Regions from separate parts of the Homo sapiens genome. Here region 2 is linked to region 1. A link is a loop called in an ENCODE intact Hi-C map of the cell type or tissue named here. Cell type or tissue: endothelial cell of umbilical vein. All regions are shown on one strand. Links, peaks and the distances in the headings refer to the core of each region. The heading gives the core; the rest is flanking DNA.

Region 1 (7,861 bases), core at 85-5,084:
GCAAGTAGGCGTCTTCTAAAAGTTTCCAAAAATATAAACTGTGTCTTTATTTGTAATATGGTGCAGTCAGCAGTTGGGCAGTTAGGCAATCTGCTTCCAGTCCCAGCTTATTGACATTAAGTAGTTTAAGCAAGTCCCTTTCTCTCTCTGGGCCCGAATTTCTTCATGTATAAAAACATGATGAGGGTTAGAGAATTCTGAAGGCCCTTTCCAGTGCTCATGTTCTATGTTTCCATAATCTTCTTTTCTAAAAGCACAGAATTTAGGCCAGACACAGTGGCTCATGCCTGTAATCCCAACACTTTGGGAAGCCAAGGCGGGTATATCACTTGAGGTCAGGAGTTCGAGTCCAGCCTGACCAATATGGGGAAACCCCGTCTCTACTAAAAACACACAAAAAAATGAGCTGGGCGTGGTGGCAGGCACCTATAGTCTCAGCTACCTGGAAGGGTGAGGCAAGAGAATTGCTTGAATCTGGGAGGTGGAGGTTGCAGTGACCTGAGATCGTGCCACTGCACTCTAGCATGACCGACAGAGTGAAACTTCATCTCAGTAAGTAAGTAAATAAATAAATAAATAAATAAGCAAGCAAGCACAGAGTTTAGATTCTGGGTTTTGGCTTCTTCCTGTCCTTCCTAATGCTCAAAATAAATTTCTCTCTGCTTCAACGTGTCACGTGTCATGTATCAACTTATATATAACACAAAAATGTTTGGAAACACTGTATGGGCTTACGAAAGCTGAAGAACACCTGCAATTCCTTTCACATCATAGAAGTATCTTTCTGTGCCTCCACCTCTTGAAGAACAACATTTCACCACCCCTCACCACATGAACACCTGTATACCCCACCCCCACACACTCCATACTTAGTATAAGGTTCCTCTGTGCTTTCTCGTGGACATTCAAAATATTAAAGGAACAATATAACCAAGACAGCCACAGGGTTGTTTTTTTTTTATTTTGTTTTTGTTTTTCCAGACAGAGTCTCGCTCTGTTGCCCAGGCTGGAGTGCAGTGGCACGATCTCCTGCCTCAGTTTCCTGAGTAGCTGGGACTACAGGCACCCACCACCACGCCCAGCTAATTTCTGTATTTTTAGCAGAGACAGGGTTTCACCATGTTGGCCAGGCTGGTCTCGAATTCCTGACCTCGTGTGATCCACCCGCTTTGGCCTCCCAATATGCTGGGATTACAGGCGTGAGCCACCATGCCCGGCCCAGCCATAGGGTTTTGAAGGTATGGGAAAAAAAACGGTCCTTTGTTCTGTATGTCACGACTGGCACTCACCTACCTGGCTCTCTCCCTGTCACTCCTTTTCCATTTCTCCTCTGTGGTTACACAGGTGACACAGCTGGTGGAGACTTACACAGTGATCGAGCATTTGTCTTTTGAACTGCATGATTAACTTTATTCTTGTTTTCACACAGGGAGGAGGCACTGAGGAATTATCACCCCTTGGACACTACACCAGGAGCCCGGCATCATGGGAATTTATCCAGCTTGGTTTTTACAAGTATGTCAAGCCCATGGAATTCTACTTTAAGGCTCTGACCACAAGAGTCAAGTACTTACTATATCTCATACATACATTCACACTCATCACTCAACAGCTAACAAAATTAGCATTTAGGAAATGAATCTGAGAAATGTTTTTTTTAACCTCACCCTGAAGACAAATATACTGACTGTGGTTTGTTTCTGACAAGAAAAAAATTGTGTTTTGAAAGAGATGCTTTCCATGTTCAAAAATCTAATTTCTGTGATTTCTCATCTAACGTCTGATATGGAGACACATATTCAATGGTGCTCAGAAGCAATTGAAAAACAGATGGAAAATACCAGACAAGGGTAGTCAGTCTAGAGAGGGCAGTGAGTTACAATGCATTCAGTCCAACGGGCTCAAGTTCATAGCAACAACTGAGAAACTGACACAACAGAAGGAAGGAAGCAAGGAAACGTGGCCAAGGCTGAGGGGCAAGGTAAGAAAGTGCGTTTCCCTGAGCAGGCAGGGAAGACTGGTTGAAGATTCAAAAGCTTCTAGGCAGTTCTCTAGGGCAGCTGCTGGTCATTCGATTTGAAAGTTACACAGGAAGAGCAGCTGGAGTGGGGCTTACATCAGAGACAAGCCTTCATGCGCAAACCAAAGTGGAAAAAGCCTCCCCGTGCCAGAGGAGTCACTCGAAAACCCAGGAGTGCTTAAAAGACTGCTCTCCTCTGGGACAAAAGCCCAGGCAGGATGGCCCAGAGACATGAAAGCTGTCACCCTTGATAACCACACACTATGGCACTGTGGCAAACTTGGTTTTGTCTCTATGGAGCAGTGAGAAAAGCCAGGAATGATATCATTCCTCCAAAGCTGAGGCAAAGAGGACAGGATCTAAATAGAAGGTTGAAGTTTATAGTAGATTGTTTTCTTTCCAAATGACTGCACATTTGACAGAAATGCCAGGAACAACAAAAACGCATATTTACCAAGTGTTCTTGGTCTGAATCAACACCAACCCTAAAGGAGAAAGACAAAGAGCAAATGAGATTTTGAAGCCAAAAAATGGTCTATTCACACATATACATTGTCAGGCAACTACTTTTCTCAACACAGAAGCTATGGAATGGTTAATGTTTTCTTGCTTCTCTATAGCTGTTGATGCAGATTTTTGGCTCCTGCCACTTTCCTTAGCAACAGCTTGGATTCTAAGGCAAGCAGGGTGTACCCATGATTCTCTTCCTGCAATCTTACTTACCAGTTTCAGAAAAAAACAGCATTTTTTTTCTCTGAATATAGGTCCACTCGAAGCGGAATCAGGGAGAGCAGCACTGCCCCAGTTGCTAAATAAGAATTACTGGCTAGCTCCAAAAACAAGGATGGCACAGTGCAATTCACTTCGCAGCTCTCATGGCAACATTCTGTTACGATGACTGAAGAGAGGGCCCAATTACAGGTTTTTCATAGGCTAATGGATAGACATTAGCCTTGCTTCTTCACAACTCTTGTTTTATCTGTTTAAAATTCCTGCTTTCTGTATCCCAGGGAAAAGCTTCACTACAAAGTTCTCTGGCTCCTCTCTATTCCCTAAACACGGGCACTCACAAACTCTGTTCATTCCTCCTCTAAACGGTCTCTCAAGTCTTCTCTCCTTTCCATCCCAACTGCTCAAGGGCAGCCCTCATCCTGAGGCTCACGGGCTCTGTCGTGGAAGCTTTTCCAGCTGCCAGGCTCTCCCCGAGAGTCAGCTGTCGCCAGCATAGAGCTCGCTGTGTTACTCCCTTGACAAAGGACTCTGAGAGTGGCTTACAACCCAGAGGGTCAAGTCTGAAGTCTTTTGTGGGGCATTCAAGACTCTCTACAAACTAGCATCCCCACCCCACTCCAACCTACTTTTCCATCCTCATTTCCCATCATTCTCTTCTACATGCCCCATTCTAGCTATACCTGCCTGCTCATCTCCCCAAATCCATCCTCTCCTGTGCCTCCCATGCCTTTGCTCATGCTGTTCTCTCCAGCTGCAATGTGCTTTCCCTCATTTTTTAAGCGATTTTCAAGTTCCAAAGTAACCATTCTACGACCCCTTCAAGCAGAATCATTTTCTCCTCTGTGCATCTGCAGCACTTTCTACAGTCCTTTATTATGATACTTAGCACAGTAGAGTATAGTTATTTACCTGTCAGTCTCCCCAAAAAGACTGTGAGTTCCTTGAGGGTAAAGGCCATGTCTCAATTCATCTCTGTATCCCCAGAGTCTAGCACAGTACCTGACACACAATAGGTGCTCAAATGTTTATTGATTAAATTAACTACTACAGACAACACAGAAAAAATAGCAGTACTAGAAGCTGTAGCAGTAGCATCCCAGAACACAAATAACACTGAAGGGAGAAAATGATGCAAGGCTGCATCTGGAAAGCAAGGGAACCATGGTCAAGGACCTGAAAACAGATTGCTATGACCAGATTCATAATTCAAAGAATGGCTCATTTTTCCTTTGTTAAAATGGCCAGGAGCTGTTTTAACATCTTCTCAGTCACATTAAACTCTAACCACATTTATGCATCTCCAGTGACATCTAGTGGTCTTGAAGATAGCACACTTGTAATAGATGGTACATTATTAGAAGCTAAGTCAATGTAATAAACATTTATAGAGCACTTATTATTTGCCAGGCACTGTACTAGGCACAGGGCATAGAAATGAATTAAACATGGCCCCTGCCCTCAAGGAACTCACAGACTAGTGGGGGAAACCAACACAACTAGGGCATAATCCCTAAGGGCTTCTATCAGGGAGCTCTGGGTTCAAATCTGGACTTGGCTGCTTTCTAGCTGTGTGAACTCAGTCAAGTGAGGCAGTCTTATAAATCATCACTTTATCACCTGGAAAATGGGGCTAATATCCACCACACAGAGTTGCTGCAAGGATTTAATGAGAAAATGTATGAAAAGCTTTTAAAAGAGTATCTGAAACATTAACACTAAGTGGCAGCTCTTATAACAATATTATCACAAGACTGAATAAAATAAGTGCTACAATGAAGAGGCCCAATGTTGCACCAACATAAGAGTGGTTCCGAGGGAAAAGAACAGAGGGAAAAGGAGGTGGCACTTAGCTGTGTCATTTACTGACAGTGAAAGAGCATTCCAGGCAGAGGGAACAGTATGAGCAAAGGCTCAGAGACGCAGAAGTGCAAAGCATGTGTAGTAAATGATAGAAATGTGACTGTCACAAACTATGTGAAAGGACATGGGAATAGCTGGCTGTTTCAAATTTACTGTGGATCCACCGTTCACATGACAACTAAAGTGAACCTTTTACACTGTAAATGACTTCATGTCACTCCCTTGCTTTAAAATCCTCCAGGATTTCCAATTGTATTTTAAAATCCAAATCCCTTACCATGTTCCACAAGACTATACATTAGGGGTCCACAAAGTACAGCCTACAGGCCACATCAGCACCTCTTCTGTTTTTGTAAATAAAGTTTTACTGGGATACAACCACACCAATTGATTTATATATTGTCTAGGGCTGCTTTCACACTAGAGTTGAGTAGCTGAGACAGACCATATGGCCTCCAAAGCCTGATATATTTACTCTCTGGCCCTTGACAGTTAAGTGTGCAGAACCCCTGCTTCCATAGGATCTTGCCAACCTCACTTCCTATCTACCCTTCAGTCACTATACTCCGGCCATGAGAGTTTTTTTCCTGTTCATTCAACAGGCCAAGTTTGTCCCTTCCTCAGGACATTTGTACAACTTGCTCTTCCCTCTGCCTAGACTGCTCTTCTTCCTGATGACTGTTTAACTGGCACCATCTAGTCACGTAGGTAAGACTGAACTCAAACATAACCTCTCAAAGAAACCGTCCCTGGCCTCCTTGTATCAAAAACACCCCCATCCCCAGTCACTATCACAGTACCTTGCCCGATTCCCATCACAGCATTTAATATCATCTGCAGTTATCAGGTTCATTTATGTGTTACTAGCTTATTGTCTGTCTTCTCTCACTAAAGTATGGATGTTATGAGTCGAGGAACCTTTTCTATCTTATTTTGATCACTGTGCTTCTCTAGAGGAGGATTTCTTAACCCTAGCATTACTGACATTCTGGCCTAGATAATTCTCTGTTGGCAGGTGGTGAGGAGCCTGTCCTATGCATTGTAGCATGTTTAGCAGCATCCTTGGCCTCTACTCACTAGATGCCAGCAGAGGCCCCCTCTTCCAGTTGTGACAACCAAAAATGTCTCCAGAAAGTGCCAAATGTCCCTTGGGCGGGGGGCAAAATTCTCCCCAGTTAAGAAGCACTGAGGCTGGGTGAGATGGCTCATGCCTGTAATCCCAATACTTTGGGAGGCTGAGGCGGGCGAATCACTTGAGGCCAGGAGTTTGAGACCAGCCTGGCCAACATGGTGAAACCCCATATCTACTAAAAATACAAAAATTAGCCAGGTGTGGTGGTGCATGCCTGTAATCCCAGCTACTTGGGAGGCTGAGGCAGGAGAATTGCTTGAACCTGGGAGGCGGAGGTTGCAACGAGCTGAGATTGCACCACTGCACTCCAGCCTAAGCGACAGAGCAAGACTCTGTCTCAAAAAAAAAAAAAGAACCACTGAGTTGTAACCTACAGTGCCCGGCACATGGCTGGTGTTCAGTAAATGTTTATTGAATGAATGAATAAAAGGTAATTTGAAATGCTGTGCTAAGAACTTTACAGATATTAGCTCACTGAATCCTTACAACAACCCAAGGAGGTAGGTACTATAACATACATGTTACAGATGAGGAAACCGAGGCTTTAAAAGGTTAAAGAACTTGCCAAAGATCACAGAATTCATCAGTGAAGGGGCAAGAACTCAAAGCCAAGTCTAAGTCTGCATGAATCTTAAACTTTCAGGACTTTGCAGTGCCCTTAAAATTGTACTAGACAAATTTGGGGGGAGGGAAGAAAAGCTTAAAATACAGCCCCTGTTCACGAAGAGGCCAAGAATAATGCCAATAAAACAAGAAGGCAATAAGAAGTAACCTAAGACTATAAGACAATATTATAATTAAGTGACCAACTATGTTACAGGACAGGCACTATGCGGCCAAAGAGCTTTGACAGCTAGTGATGTAGATTAAATTTTGTGTGAGTAGGTACGTTTTTGTCTTTTCTTTTTGCGGGGATGGTAAGCGTAGATATTTTGTTTGGTTTGTTCTTACATTTAATTTTGTTATCCTTAGGACAATGAGGGAAAGTCTTCATCTACAAGCTCTTGAGAAAAGAAAGGAACTGTGTCCTTTCAAAATGTACCATGACCATTATTTGATGAAATTAATTTCTAAAAAAATTAAGAAAGACTGGAGGCTCCTCTGCCTGCCATTTAATTATCCAGATGACCTTGAACAACTCAGAACCTTTCTAAGCCTCTATTTCATCCCTTGTAAAATGGAGTTATCATGTTTGGATAAATATGTAAAATGTACTTAGCACAATGCCCAGCACATAGTAAGTGTTCAATAAATGCCAGGTCCTCCCTAAAGTAATAATTAAGGTTATAAGAACATTATTTTTGTGTATTTTATACTATGCACAATAAAAGCACAGAAATTATAAGAGATTTGAATAGTAAAGAGAAATTAAGACAATAACAACAACATTCAAAGTGTGATTTAGGGCTGGCTGGTTTTTAGAAGTCTTAAAAAAGGTGTAATAGAATTTAAAAAAATGGAGGACAGGATCTATAAAGTGTGAAATACTGTTTTCTCTAATGAGTCCTATGTATTCTGGAAGCTTGGTAGCTCTTAATGTCTATGAAGTTTCAGCCAAACACAGAACTCAAATCTACAAAGGCTTTAGCAGCATAGGCTGCTGTATCCATGGAAACAAATGCAGAACTCTTGAGATACAAGGGAGCTTTCAAATTGAATACATTAACTGGTACACATTCAAGACTAAGACCTCACGATCTCGGCTTTGGATTGTTAGGTTAAAAACAGTGCTGATGAGAAAAATGATAATATCTAGTAGTGATTAGGGTTGGAGTAAACCGCATTGTCTCATACATTGCAGGTGGAAGGCAAATTTTTTATCTGACCTGGTGATATTGATCAAAAGCCTTAAATATATACATATCCTTTTGAGCAAGCAATTTCATTTCTAGACATGCATTCTAAAAAATAATCAAACAAGTACACAGTGGTGTATACATTTAAGAATGTTCACATCGTTAACGGTAATAGTAACAGCAAAATCCTCAAATGGTAATGGTAATAGCAAAATCCTAGAAACAATACAAAAGTCCAACAACAGGGTTTTGATTAAGTAAATCAGGACATATGCAGCCATTAAAGCAATGATGTAAATATATTTACAATGTAAATGTCCA
Region 2 (12,655 bases), core at 4,123-9,122, 120 kb before region 1:
TTCTGCATTTTCCTACAATAAAATGTACCATTCTTATTGAAAAATTTGATTTTCAAAAGGATCATTCATTCTTGCAAGTTCTATCAGATCTCTCAAGTCTACTCTAGAATGAATCAATGGGTGATGGGACAAATCAGATGGTACCACCATGCATGTCTGTCTATACACAGTGGTTGATTACTCAAGTGGCTGATTGCTGTAGTAGAATCAGGACATTATTATTATAATCAGAATCTATGGCTCACAGTTCTATGTGGATATCAAAACAGGCATTTTATCTAAATAACATTTTTTTCCAGCATCCTGGCCCTTGAGAATCGTGGTTAAAATTCCTTTCCAATTGAAGCAAATGAAATTAAACATGTGGTCCTTTTCCTGCCCCCCCCCACCTCCCGCAAAAAAATGCTTTTCAGACAAAATGATTGTGATTGGGCTGTTTTTTAAATGTTTCCTCTTTTTGTGCTCCGAAACAAAACACGTTAAAACTTAAAGTAAATATTTAGTTGTCAAAACAAAACAACCCCATATGAAAAACACAAGAATGAATTTGATGCCGCGTATTATAAAAACAATTTCCATAGCAAGCACAAATGTTTAAATTGTGTAAAAAGAAGACAAAAACCAAATGTTGTCACTCCTAAGTTCTACAGGACAGCCCTAAGAAAGGTGGAAGGTGAGCTACCGAAAGGTTAAGCACAGATTTCCATAACTTCCAGGTTCATGGTTATCAAAGCACAGCTTGGAAAATTCAGGTGAGATAGAAAATGAAGTTTGACAAAATGACAATCACTGTTTCAATTTGAGTAGATCTCTAGAACAAATTCCAGGTAGAATTCGATTCTTATCAGATGAGGAAGGTATAGCAATTCATCTCTCCATTCTCTACCTGAATATAATCCAACGTCTACTACGTGTTACCTCTCAAATTACTTTTTTTTTTTTTTTTTTTTTTGAGATGGAGTCTAGCTCTGTCGCCCAGGCTGGAATACAGTGGCGCTATCTCGGCTCACTGCAACCTCCGACTCCTGGATTCAAGCAATTCTTCCTGCCTCAGCCTCCCGAGTAGCTGGGATTACAGGCACCCACTACCACGCCTGGCTAATTTTTGTGTTTTAGCCATGACGGGGTTTCACCATGTTGGCCAGGCTGGTCTTGAACTCCTGACCTCAGGTGATCTGCCCGGCTTGGCCTCCCAAAGTGCTGGGATTACAGGCGTAAGCCACTGCGCTCTGCCTGAAGTTACTTTTTACCCAGAGCCAGTTACCTTCCTTTCTCCAAGAGGCTCAACTTACTTCCTACCTTTAGAGTAAGCAGCAAAGAGTGGCTTGGTTGTGGGACATCATCTCAAATCCCAACCTTGCTGCTTATTAGTTGTGCAATCTTAGACAAGTTACTTAACAAATATCTCCCACTCTCATCTGTAAAATGTGCATCATAACTGCAGAGTTGCTCTGAGAATCAAATTAGACAATGAGTATATATTTAATTTGCGTGCTTCCTGAAATTTTAGTAGGTGTTCAATTAATGTTGGTTCCCTTTTCCCCTACTCCTTGTCACTTACTCCAAGTATGATCACATTTAGCATTCATGGTTTTAATTACTCTCAGGCAAGCCCAATGGTATATAGGACATATAGTAATTTTCATTTTGTTACATAAGATTTTGAATGATGCATGCCGCAAGGGAGATAATGCATAGTTGTGCTTAAAACCATGAACTTAAAAGGAGTAATAATCTTAATCTTGATTTCTACTTCTAACCTTGACCAGCTGTGAGGCTCCAGGCAAGATCTTCTACCTCTCTGAGTGTGGTTCCTCATTTATAAAATGAAGAGAATATATAATGTATACAAGTCCTCTGGCACAGAGTAAGTGCCATAAATGGTAGCTGTTATTTTCTTTAATTCTTCAGGTTGGTATGCAGGAACTAGTCACTTTTATTTATTTATTTTATGTTTTTGAGACAGGGTCTCACTCTGTCGCCCAGGCTGGAGTGCAGTGGTGCAATCTCAGCTCACAGCAACCTCCGCCTCCTGGGTCCAAGCGATTCTCGTGCCTCAGCCTCCCAAGTAGCTGGGACTACAGGCGCACACCACCACACCCGGCTAATTCTTTGTATTTTTAGTAGAGACAGGATTTTGCCATGTTGGCCAGACTGGTCTCGAACTCCTGGGCTCAAGTGATCCGCTTGCCTCAGCCTCCCAAAGTACTGGGATTACAGGCGTGAACCACAGCACCTGGCTGAAACTAGTCATTTTTGAGACGAATAAAGTGAGCTCCGCCAACTACTCAGTCACCTCAAGACGCTGTTATTGTTCTCTACTCTCCTGGAATTATGTTCTGCTACATTATGTAGAGGAAATTACATCAACCTCGGCATATCGACATTTCAGGCTGGATAATTTTGTTTGCCGCCAGGCACTGCCCTATGCGCTGTTGGATATTTAAGCAGCATCCCTGTCTCTACCAACTGGATGCCAGTGGAGTGCATCTAGCAAAAATTGTTGAGTGACCCCGGGGGGCAAAAGCGCCCTGGCTGAAAACCACCAGTGTGGCACTATCCACAAAGAGGGGATTTCTCCAGGCACTCAGGAAGCAACCCTGTAGAAGGTCAAAGGTTTATTCGAGCTACTATTTAGGACTATCCACTCTTCTGGGCTCCATCATCCATTACTATCCATAATTCAAAGTTGACCCCAGAAAAATATTTTGGGGAGGCCCAATTTGCCATCAGAGATGCATTAAGTCGCAGGAAGGGATGCTGGCCATCCACTTCTCCCTACTCTATACAGTAATACAAAGCTGAATGTAAACATCAAGAAATCTTTTTTGTCTGTCCAAAAAACTCCAGACAATTCTTGATTACTCACAACAGATTCACTGTCTATTTTTCATTTTCATAACTTCACCAGAAAGGTGGAAGCCATTTCTTATCAACCAAATAACTCCACACCTAGCATGGAGCCTCCAACAGAGGAGGTAACTCGGCAAATGTTTGTTGAATAAACGAAAAGTCATATATTCTGCTTAATTAAGTACACCACTGACCAAAAAAGAACCTTTCTCTGCTCTTGTCCCACAGGAGCTAAAAGAAAAGATCTTTTAAGAAAAAACAATTACAGTCTACTCCCTTTTACCCCAAATCCAAACAACTAGATAGTTCAATTAACAAAAAAAAGTTCAGTAGGCAAAAGCTGGGGAAAGCAGCCAAAAAGATAAGGCCTCAAGTTCGAGCAAGCAGGAATATTTGGTTCAACTCCCATAAGGTTATAAAAGCCAATGTTGCTGGCACCGGACGGGGGAGAAAGGAGAGGCATGGGGAAGAAGGGAACTAGGAGGTGGAGAGTGGGAAAACAGGGTTCAGTCACAGGAGATTACCTTCCATGCCTTCAACAAACTTTTTTAATGCTCAAACTTTAGAGGTGAGGGTTAATTTCTTACATGAAAACGTGATTTACAAATTTTCAAATGCGTATCAGCAAAATCTTTAAGAACATCTAGCAAGAGAATTTGATCCGACTTCTGTTAATTCCTGAAATGTCTTTCATGTCCTAGAGGGCAACAGATTCTCAAAAAGCCAGGTAAAAGATACGCCATTTACACCTTCTGTCCAGAGAGAAACTTAAAGCCCACTTCCTATCAACATGCTTCTCTCTGTAAAAGATTTTTTACCACTTTCTGCATTCTACTCCTCAGAGAAAAAAACATTATGCTTAAATTTTATTATAAAAATATGCTATTTTTTCAATTGCTATTTGGGGGCACAGAATGAATACCATACTAACATTATAATACAATAGTGTAAATAAATGCATTTTTGTCGGTCTTTGTGACTAAAAATCTATTTCCCCTTAAACATTTCCAGTTTAACACTTCCAGGAAAAAAAATAATTATTTTGTTTTAGCGGTCGATTCATTTAATATATATTAAATTACCTCCAATGCACTGGTATTATACAGGAGGAATTTTATCAATTTAAATCTTACACAATTTTTCTTAGTTTCACTCAAAAATCTAGACTTGGCTGAAAAAAATATTTTCCTTTTCTGAAAATTAAATATGGGAATGGTAGCCTAGAATTTCAAAAACCATATATGGTTACAGAATCTATATGATAGTCTTAGACTATGTACTTATCGTGAGGTGGTTTGCACAAATCATGGCCTATCTGACCAATTTCCTGTTGCATAAAGATTATATTTGCCCTTAAAAATGTTAAATAAGCATTTTTAAAGACTGAAGGTAAAGACTTGATCGGAACCTTATGTAACCAAAAATGGGAAAACACTATAGTCTCACCACATAAAAGGCAAATGCCTGCTTAATACGTATTCTTCTTAAGCAAACATGAACATGAGTTTGTAAAGGCAAAGCTACCATCCCAGAAGCTCTTGCTTCTTCAGTGTAAGGATCGGGAGGGCCCGGTTCTTGGAGATGAGCTGAGGCAGGAAAGGCTTTACAAAATTCCAGGGGGGCCCATAATTTAAACTTGTGCTATTCTGCAAATGTTCACATTTGCAAGGAACACCGTAACGTTTACATTAAAACTGTCTTAAGATGACGGAAAAAATTATTCCTGCTGTTCTATAAGCTTGCCATAGACTTGATAACCCAGAGAAGAATTACAAGCAATTACAAGATGATGGCTCCAATTAGGAAAACTGGATCTATTCCAAACCCAAATCAAAGGGGGCTCGGATAATCCCGAAGGGATAATTTAAATGAATACAAGGGGACTTCCAGCAAATACATACGCTTATTCTACTACTTCTACTCTTCTCAAAACCAAGCGAAATGCTACAAGGATGTATCTCCTGCCCTTCAGGAAATTCAAAATCCAAACCTGGCATCCCATTAATAAGCCTTGTCCTTTTCTTTTCCTAAGGGATCTCCCTAGTATGGGGTTTTTATTGTAAAAGGCAATCAAAACAAACCTGAGAAACTCGCACATTCCCAAATGCAGAAAATAATACAGCGCTCAACACGAACGACACAACAGTCGCTTAGCCTTGATGATTTTTTAACCTTTACCTAGTCCTGGACGCTAAGAGCAGAGAGGAAAGGAAGAGAAACTTCGAAAGCAGAAACCTCTGTCCCAGAGCCTAGAACAGACGGCACCTTGTAAGGATTTCACGTTTTTCGAGGCGGGAGAGGTCACGCCCTGCAGTTTTGAAAACCCACCTTCTAAGGCTCAACCCCCGTGATAGAACCTTCCTCGTGCTTCTCTAGATTCCACGCTGGAGCTGAAATACCCCCTCCCCACCCCCATTCGCCAAACCCGCGCCATCCCCCTTGGACAGAAGAACCACAGCGGGCCCTCCCCCTCCCTCCTTATTCTGCACCCCACCCCCATCCTCCAACCACCCCACAAGCATCCCAGTCAAGAAAACCGAGGCGGGCCCCCTCACGTCTACTCCTCGTCGCCACCCCCGCCATCCTCGTTGAGCGAAGCAAGGCAGGTCTCCCATCTCCCCCCTCCACGATCCCCGCCATCCTTGATGGGAAAACCAAGGGAGTCGACCCACCGCTTCATCCTCACCCGCTCCCCACAGCCCCTGCTAGCTATCCTGGCTGAAAGAACCAAGAGGTGTCCCCACCTCGCCCCACCCCCCACTGCCCGCCATCCTTGGTGACAAAACCAGGGCCCCCCCTTCACTCCCTCCTCACTCCCCACCATCCCCCGCACAGGAAAACATGGAGAGCCCCCATTTCACTCCCGATCCCCCCCACCTCCACCCCACTGCCTCTTAGTCCCCATCGAGCCAAAAACCCAGGGAAGGCCGAGGCACGCACCAGGGGGGACCTCGCACTCGCAGTCCCTCGTCCCGCACCCCGCAGCCCGGGACGGCCCCTGGCCCCCGGCCTCAGCGAGGCCGCCGAAGCCGCAGTACCCAGCCCTGGAAGGCCAGGCAGCCGGGACCGCAGGGACCAGCCCCGAGCGGCGGCGGCGGCGGGGCAGAAGGGCAGCCGCTCCCCCGGGACCCAGGACGCCGGCGGGCGGGAGGCACACACGCGCGCACAAGCGGAAAGAAAGCGGGCTTACTGCGTGGGGATGCTCGCCCGCGCAGCTGTCTCGGCGGCGGCGGCCGCTGCCTGCACCGAGGCCGAGGCGCGGCGGTGGCGGCGGCGGCTGCGGACTGAGCCCCCTCCGCCGGGCGGTGGATGTAGGGCGCGGGAGGGGCGCGAGGGGAGGGGTGCGCGCCTGGGAGGCGGGGAGGGAAAGAGGGGAGGAAGCAGGAGCGCGGGGGCGGGCGCGGCTAGCCAGGGGCGGGGCGGGGCGCGCGCGGGGCCGGGCTCTGCCCACTGCACGGAGGCTGTGTGCGGGGCGCGCGCGCGGGAGACGGCCGGACGGGCGTGGGGAGAGGGGCGGCTTGCCACGCACCCCGCGCGCCCACGTGCCCCCGCCACTGGAGAGGGCCGGGCACGCGGAGAGGGTGGCTGCGGGGACGCGGTGGCAGGCTCTTTCCCGAGGACCGGCTCGGATCCGAAGACCGGGAGGAGGGCGGGCCGGGGGCGCCTCGGGCCCCCTCCCTCGCGCAGCGGTCCTTAGAGGCCTGCGGGAGTCACGAATCACTGCAGGCGGCTGGGGCTGGGGAGGTGGGAGCAACAAAGACAGCCAAGTGAGGGTGGCGTCTCGCCTCACCGGGGTCCTCGCTAACCTGCGCACTCCCTGAAAAGCGGCCCCGCTTCGGGGCCCACGCCGTTTCGGCCTCCGACTTCGGAACCCGGTGGCTTGCAGCGGCGCCGAAAGGCCCACCGACGACCCCTCCCCTTAGTAGCAAGCCGGAGGGAGCTAAATAAGCCCCATCCATAATCCCAGTGCCACCATCCAGAGCGTTTTAACGTCACTCAGAAAGCACCGATGGCAAAGCGGCGCGTGGCGTCTCATTCACTCAGCATTCAGTTTACTGAGCCCTCGCCATGTGCCAAGCTCAGTGCCGGGCTCTGGTGATAACAGCGTTGTCTGCAGACAGTACGCACCCTGCCCTGGGAGCTTGTAATCTAGTGGGGGAGACAGACAATAAAGAAGTGAGAAAATAATCAAATTTGGATAAAGCCTGTGCAGGAAAAGTACAAATAGTGTGATTAGGAAAGGAGGAGGTGACATTTAAGCTGAACCCTGAAAGATATGAAAGAGCCAGGAAAAAGCTTTCCAGAAAACAAGTCAGAAGGAGGGACCAAATCTTGATGCTTTGGAACTAAAAGGTGGTGATCATGATTGGCGCCAGGAAAGCTGGGGAGAGTACCAGAAAGTAAGGCTGGACAGGTTGGCAGGGACCAGATCGTGGATTGCATACTAGTCCATGGGCAGGTGCAGTCCATGGGCAGGCCACTTCATTCCAAAATCAATGGGAGGGCATTGAATGAGTGGCTTAACCCCAAGGCGTGACACGGTCTGACTTATATTTCTTTTAACTAAACTTTTGTCTTTTGGGATGATTGTAGATTCACATGCATTTGTAAGAAATAATACAGAGAGATCTGGGGTCCCCCTTGCCCAATTTCCCCCAATGCAAGACTACACTATAAGATAACTAGAATATTGACATTAATACAATCTACCAATCTTATTTTGATTTCTTCAGTTTTACTTCTACTGTGTGTGTGTGTACGCGCGTGCACGTCTGGTATGTGTGTGTTCTATACAATTTTATCACGTGTGGCCTCTTTCCACTACCATGGTCAATTATAAAACAGTTTCATCATTGCAAGGATCTTACCTGTTGTATTGTAATTATAAAACAGCAATAACTATCTCCTCAGTTCCCCAAGTCTTTCACCATTGGCAACCACTGATCCGTCCTCCATTTCTGTAAGTTTGATATTTTGAGAATGTTTTGTAAATGAATCATACAATATTCATTTTGAGATTGGCTTTTCTCACTCGGTTTTGAGTCCCTTGAGATTCATCCAAGTTGTTGGGTGTTTCCATAGCTTGCTCTTTTTTATTGCTGAGTAGTATTCCAGATCTGGTTTACATTTTTAAAAGACCACCTTGACTACTATATGGAGAATGGTTCAGAAGAGATTAAAAATTTAAATAGGGAGATTAGTTAGGAGGCTTTCTCAATAGTTCCTATCAAAGCTGATGGTGGTTTAGATTAGGGTGGTGCTAGTGGAGGAAAGTGGAAGGATTTGATGGAACAGGGTTGCAGAGGGAATTGGAGTTGAAGTAGAGACAGCATAGGGTAGACAACTGTTTTGAGACTTTCCAATGTAAATGGGAAGAAAAATGGAGCAGAACTGGAGGAGCGAGTAGGGACAAGCAAAGATTCTCTTCTCTCTTTGTGATTTGAGAGATGAGAGCCTGTTGGTCAACAGTTTAGGGATAATCAGTAGAGAGGGGTTGGTGAGGCATGACAGGAGGGTTTACTAAAGGAGTCAAGTCCCCTGCCTAGGTGAGATGGAATAAGGGCTGGATTCATGGGGAGAATTGGCCCTCCATCTGCCGAAAGTCATTCTTCACTGTACAGAAGACCATGGAGGTAGATGATGATGACAGGGGCGGGTGTAGGGATGGTGTGGTATACACAGATCTAGCAAATAGATCCTCATGATTCCTATTTGCCCCATGTCGCACAAACTGGCTAGTGGTCTCCCTTACCAGAGAACCAGCAGCATAAGCGCTTACAAAGTACCCTTCTCTGCTCCTAGCACCAGGGGCCTGGGCTTTCTCTTTTCCCCTTCTAAGCCCTCAGAAGCACTGAAGTTTGGTCCTTCTAGATGGCAAGAGAAGTCCCGCTACACTGCCTAGGAGAAGAGGAAGCCAATCTGCCCCCACTCCATCATGGAAAGGCATTGAACAATTAGCTTGGCCACAGACAACTCCCCACCCCATACCAGCCCAAAGAAACAGCCCAGCCCAAAAGAAACAGCCAAGAGGCACCCATGATGGAAGGCTCTGGACAGAGCACCCTCTTTCAGGGAAACTTCTGGCTATTCTTTGGCATTCAATCAGTGTTAGTTGTGATTCATTCTTCTCAAGACTCCTTCCTTTCTCCCTCTTCCTTTATTCATTCTTCCTTCTTGCCTTTCCAAGGAACAGAGCACGAGGAAAACGGCCTTCAATTTCAATAGAATTTAAGCAAGAATTTCCAAGAATTTCCTTGGAAGGAAATATGGAGCATTTATCAGCACACAAAGTAATCAAGTCCTTTACATTCTCTTCAAAAAGTACCATTAGAACTAATAATTCTAAGTTATTGAAAATGTATTATGTAATGGACAGTTTGCATACATCATTTTATTTACTCTTATATGAGATACTTTACAGATGAGGAAACCGAGGCTTAAGCAACCTTGGAACCAGGATTTAAAACCAAGCAGCATATTTCCAGAGCCCACAATCCAAACCTGTATACTCCACTTCCAAAACAATGAAAAAAGACTGTTCATCACTTTTATTACAGTCATCCAAAGTGGCTGCTTCTTTCAGGTTAGTTATTTTTCCCCCAAAGTGGTGCTAAGACCTTCATCTGACTTTGTCAATGGAATCCACAGGGAAACAGTGGCTCCATTTCATGATCATCACGTGTCCTGTCAATGGTGGAGCCCAAAACAGCTCTCAGAGAACACATCTACTTCTCCAGCCAGCCTTACCTCCTGCCTCTCCCCAGCCTGTAGGCTCTTAGTCCGGGATCTAGAAGGATCTCCAAAAACATCCTGTGCATTCCCCTCTTGAAACCTTAGTTACTGCGGTAACTAAGTAACCTTCTGCCTAGAGCAGTTTCAACAACTTCCTGTAGGTCCAAGGCTGAACTCTCCCCTGCCTGCCCCCACCCTGATCTATTTCTTCCCGCCCCCTCCCCGCCCCCCCCCGTATTTCCTGTTTCCATTAATGGCACACCACCCACCCACGTGGGCAAAGTAAAAGCTATTACTTTTGACTCCATCTTTTTCACATCCCGTAGGTCATCAAGTCCTAGAAATTCTACTTCTGAAATAGTGAAACCTCACCGTCTCTTTGAAGCCGTTCCTGACCAACTCAGGCAGAATCCAGTTCTCCCGTGGCATTTGGTCATTTGGTTCATGCCGATAGGTAATCGTGACATACCTGGTCATTTCATGTGTCTGTTTTCCCCAGCAGATCATAAGCTCCTTGAGGGCAAGCAATGTATTTTCCTTGTTTATACTTCCAGTTTCTTGGAACATGGTAAGCATTAAATTATAATAGTGTTGTTGTTTTGTTGTTATTGTTGTTGTTGTTGTTATGGAGTTTCACTCTTTTGCCCAGGCTGGAGTGAAGTGGCCTGATCTCTGCTCACTGCAAGCTCCACCCACCAGGTTTAAGCGATTCTCCTGCCTCAGCCTTCCGAGTAGCTGGGATTACAGGAGCCCACCACCACGCCTGGCTAATTTTTTGTATTTTTAGTAGAGATGGGGTTTCGCCATGTTGAAAACTCATTGTGGTGAAATATAAACATATACATAATAGAGAAAATAATGTAATGAACTTCCATGCACCCAACACCCAACTTCAGAAATTATCAACACATGATTTATTTTGTTTTAATTGTAGTTCTCCTACCAATTCCCTCCAACACACATACACCGGATTATTTTAAATCAAATGCAAAACATCATATCATTCCATCCAGAAATACTTAAGTGCATATGGCTAAAAGATAAAGATGCTTTTCTCCTTTTTAGAACATAAGAACAATATCATCATCACACCTAGGAACAGTTAGCGAAAATTTCTTAATACCAAAAAATACCCAGTCAGGATTCTGAATTCTCCAGATGTCTCCCAAATGTTTTTACAGTTCATTTATTTCAAGCAGGGTATTTTTTGTGACATGTAAAATTCATATGAAATTCACATTTCAGTGTCAAGAAATAAAGTGTTATTGGAACACAAGTACATTCATTTGTTTACATATTATCTGTGGTTACTTCCTCAGTACAACAGTAGAACAGAGTAGTTGTGACAGAGATCATATGGCCCACGAAGCTGAAGATATTTACTGGTTCTTCACAGGAAATGTTTGTTGACCCCTGATACAAACAATTTCTATTTTGGCGACCTGGTAATCTGTTTAATGATAAGCATCTTTCCATGTCAAGAAATAATCTTTTTTTTTACTATTATTTTTAATTGACACATAATCATTGTGCATCTTTATGGGGTACAGTGTGATATTTCAATACATGTATACAATGTGTAATGATCAAATCAGGATAATTAGCATACCCATCACTTCAAATGCTGATCTTTTTTTTGTTTTGTTTTGTTTTGTTTTTTTGAGACGGAGTCCCCAGGCTGGAGTGCAGTGGCGCAATCTCAGCTCACTGCAACCTCTGCCCCTGGGTTCAAGTGATTCTCTTGCCTCAGCCTCCCGAGTAACTGGGATTACAGGCACACACCACCATGCCTGGCTAATTATTTTGTATTTTCAGTAGACTTGGGGTTTCTCCATGTTGGCCAGGTTGATCTCGAACTCCTGACCTCAGGTGATCCGCCCGCCTTGGCCTCCCAAAGTGCTGGGATTACAGGCGTGAGCTACTGTGCCTGGCCTGATCATTTCTTTGTGTTGGGAACATTCAATTTGGCTCTTCTAGATTTTTGAAAATATACAATAATTGTTAACGATAGTCACCCTACAGTGCCATACAACACCAGAACTTATTCCTTCCATCTAGCTGTAACATTGTTTGCATTAACCATCTTATCACTACTACCTTTCCCCTTACCCTTCCCAGGCTCTAGTAACCACTATTCTACTCTGTACTTACATGAGATTAACGTTTTTAACTTCCACATATGAGTCAGAATATGCAGTATTTGTCTTTCTGTTCTTGGCTTATTTCACTTAACATAATGTCCTCCAAGCTCATAATGTTGCTGTGAATGACAGGGTTTCATTCTTTTGTTTTATGGCTGAATAGTACTCCAGTGTGTGTGTGTGCGTGTGTGTGTGTGTGTATCACATTTTCCTTATCCATTCATCTGTTGATGGACACGGGTTGACTCCATATTGTGGCTGTTGTGAATAGTGCAATAAAACTTGGGAGTGCACATTTCTCTTTGACATATTGATTTTGTTTCCTTTGGATATATACCCAGTAGTGGGATTTCTGGATTATAGGCTAGTTCTATTTTTAGCTTTTTGAGGAACTTCTATACCGTTTTCCATAATAGTTGTACTAATTTACATTCCCACCAACCATCTACAATAGTTCAGTTTTCCCTACATCCTTCCCAGAATTTGTTATTTTTGTCCTTTTGATAATAGCCATTCTAACTGGGGTGAGGAGACATCTCATTGTGCCAGCCACGAATTTTAAAGGCCCATTTATTACATTTGGTTGCTATGTCTCTGATTAATGGTTCTTGGGTGAATGGAGGGATGGGTGAATGAATTCTCTCTACCTTCTTTCACCCATTTCTACCACAGTCCAAATTTTACCTGTTTTACAAAGATCTGTCTATCTGATGTTGGAACCTGCTCAAACCCTTCTGTCTCTCTCTCTCTCTTTTTCTTTTCTTTGCTTTTTTTTTTTTTTTTTTTTTTTTTGAGACGGGGTCTCACTCTGTCACCCAGTTGGAGTTCAGTGGCGCGATCTCGGCTCGCTGCAACTTCAGCCTCCCAGGCTCAAGTGATCCTCCCACCTCAGCCTCCTGAATAGCTGGGACCAGAGGCATGCACCACCA

What was found. Peaks named below come from ENCODE experiments on the same cell type or tissue, not always from the same donor. Only the 100,000 strongest peaks of a DNase experiment are listed, where the experiment ranks them.
Region 2: a loop joins it to region 1, with 4 times the contacts of the local background. A loop is called at or near these places in 24 of 110 quality-filtered maps.

What each region holds. Positions count from the first base shown.
Region 1 is chrX:136,024,776-136,032,636 of GRCh38, reverse strand. SLC9A6 (solute carrier family 9 member A6) reads right to left here. Exons shown (of 18, transcript NM_001379110.1): 14 at 3,662-3,751; 15 at 2,475-2,505. Among named protein-coding and RNA genes, the nearest start is that of SLC9A6, 43 kb to the right of the region's middle. In endothelial cell of umbilical vein, for the core only: a CTCF peak has its summit at 4,087 (motif pointing left); DNase peaks (open chromatin) are centred at 1,976 and 4,046; H3K27ac peaks cover 1,813 bases.
Region 2 is chrX:136,141,017-136,153,671 of GRCh38, reverse strand. It overlaps a transcript of FHL1 not described here. Among named protein-coding and RNA genes, the nearest start is that of FHL1, 50 kb to the left of the region's middle. RefSeq lists an enhancer at 9,081-10,280. In endothelial cell of umbilical vein, for the core only: no CTCF peak of the experiment used is centred there; no DNase peak of the experiment used is centred there; H3K4me3 peaks cover 2,061 bases; H3K27me3 peaks cover 174 bases.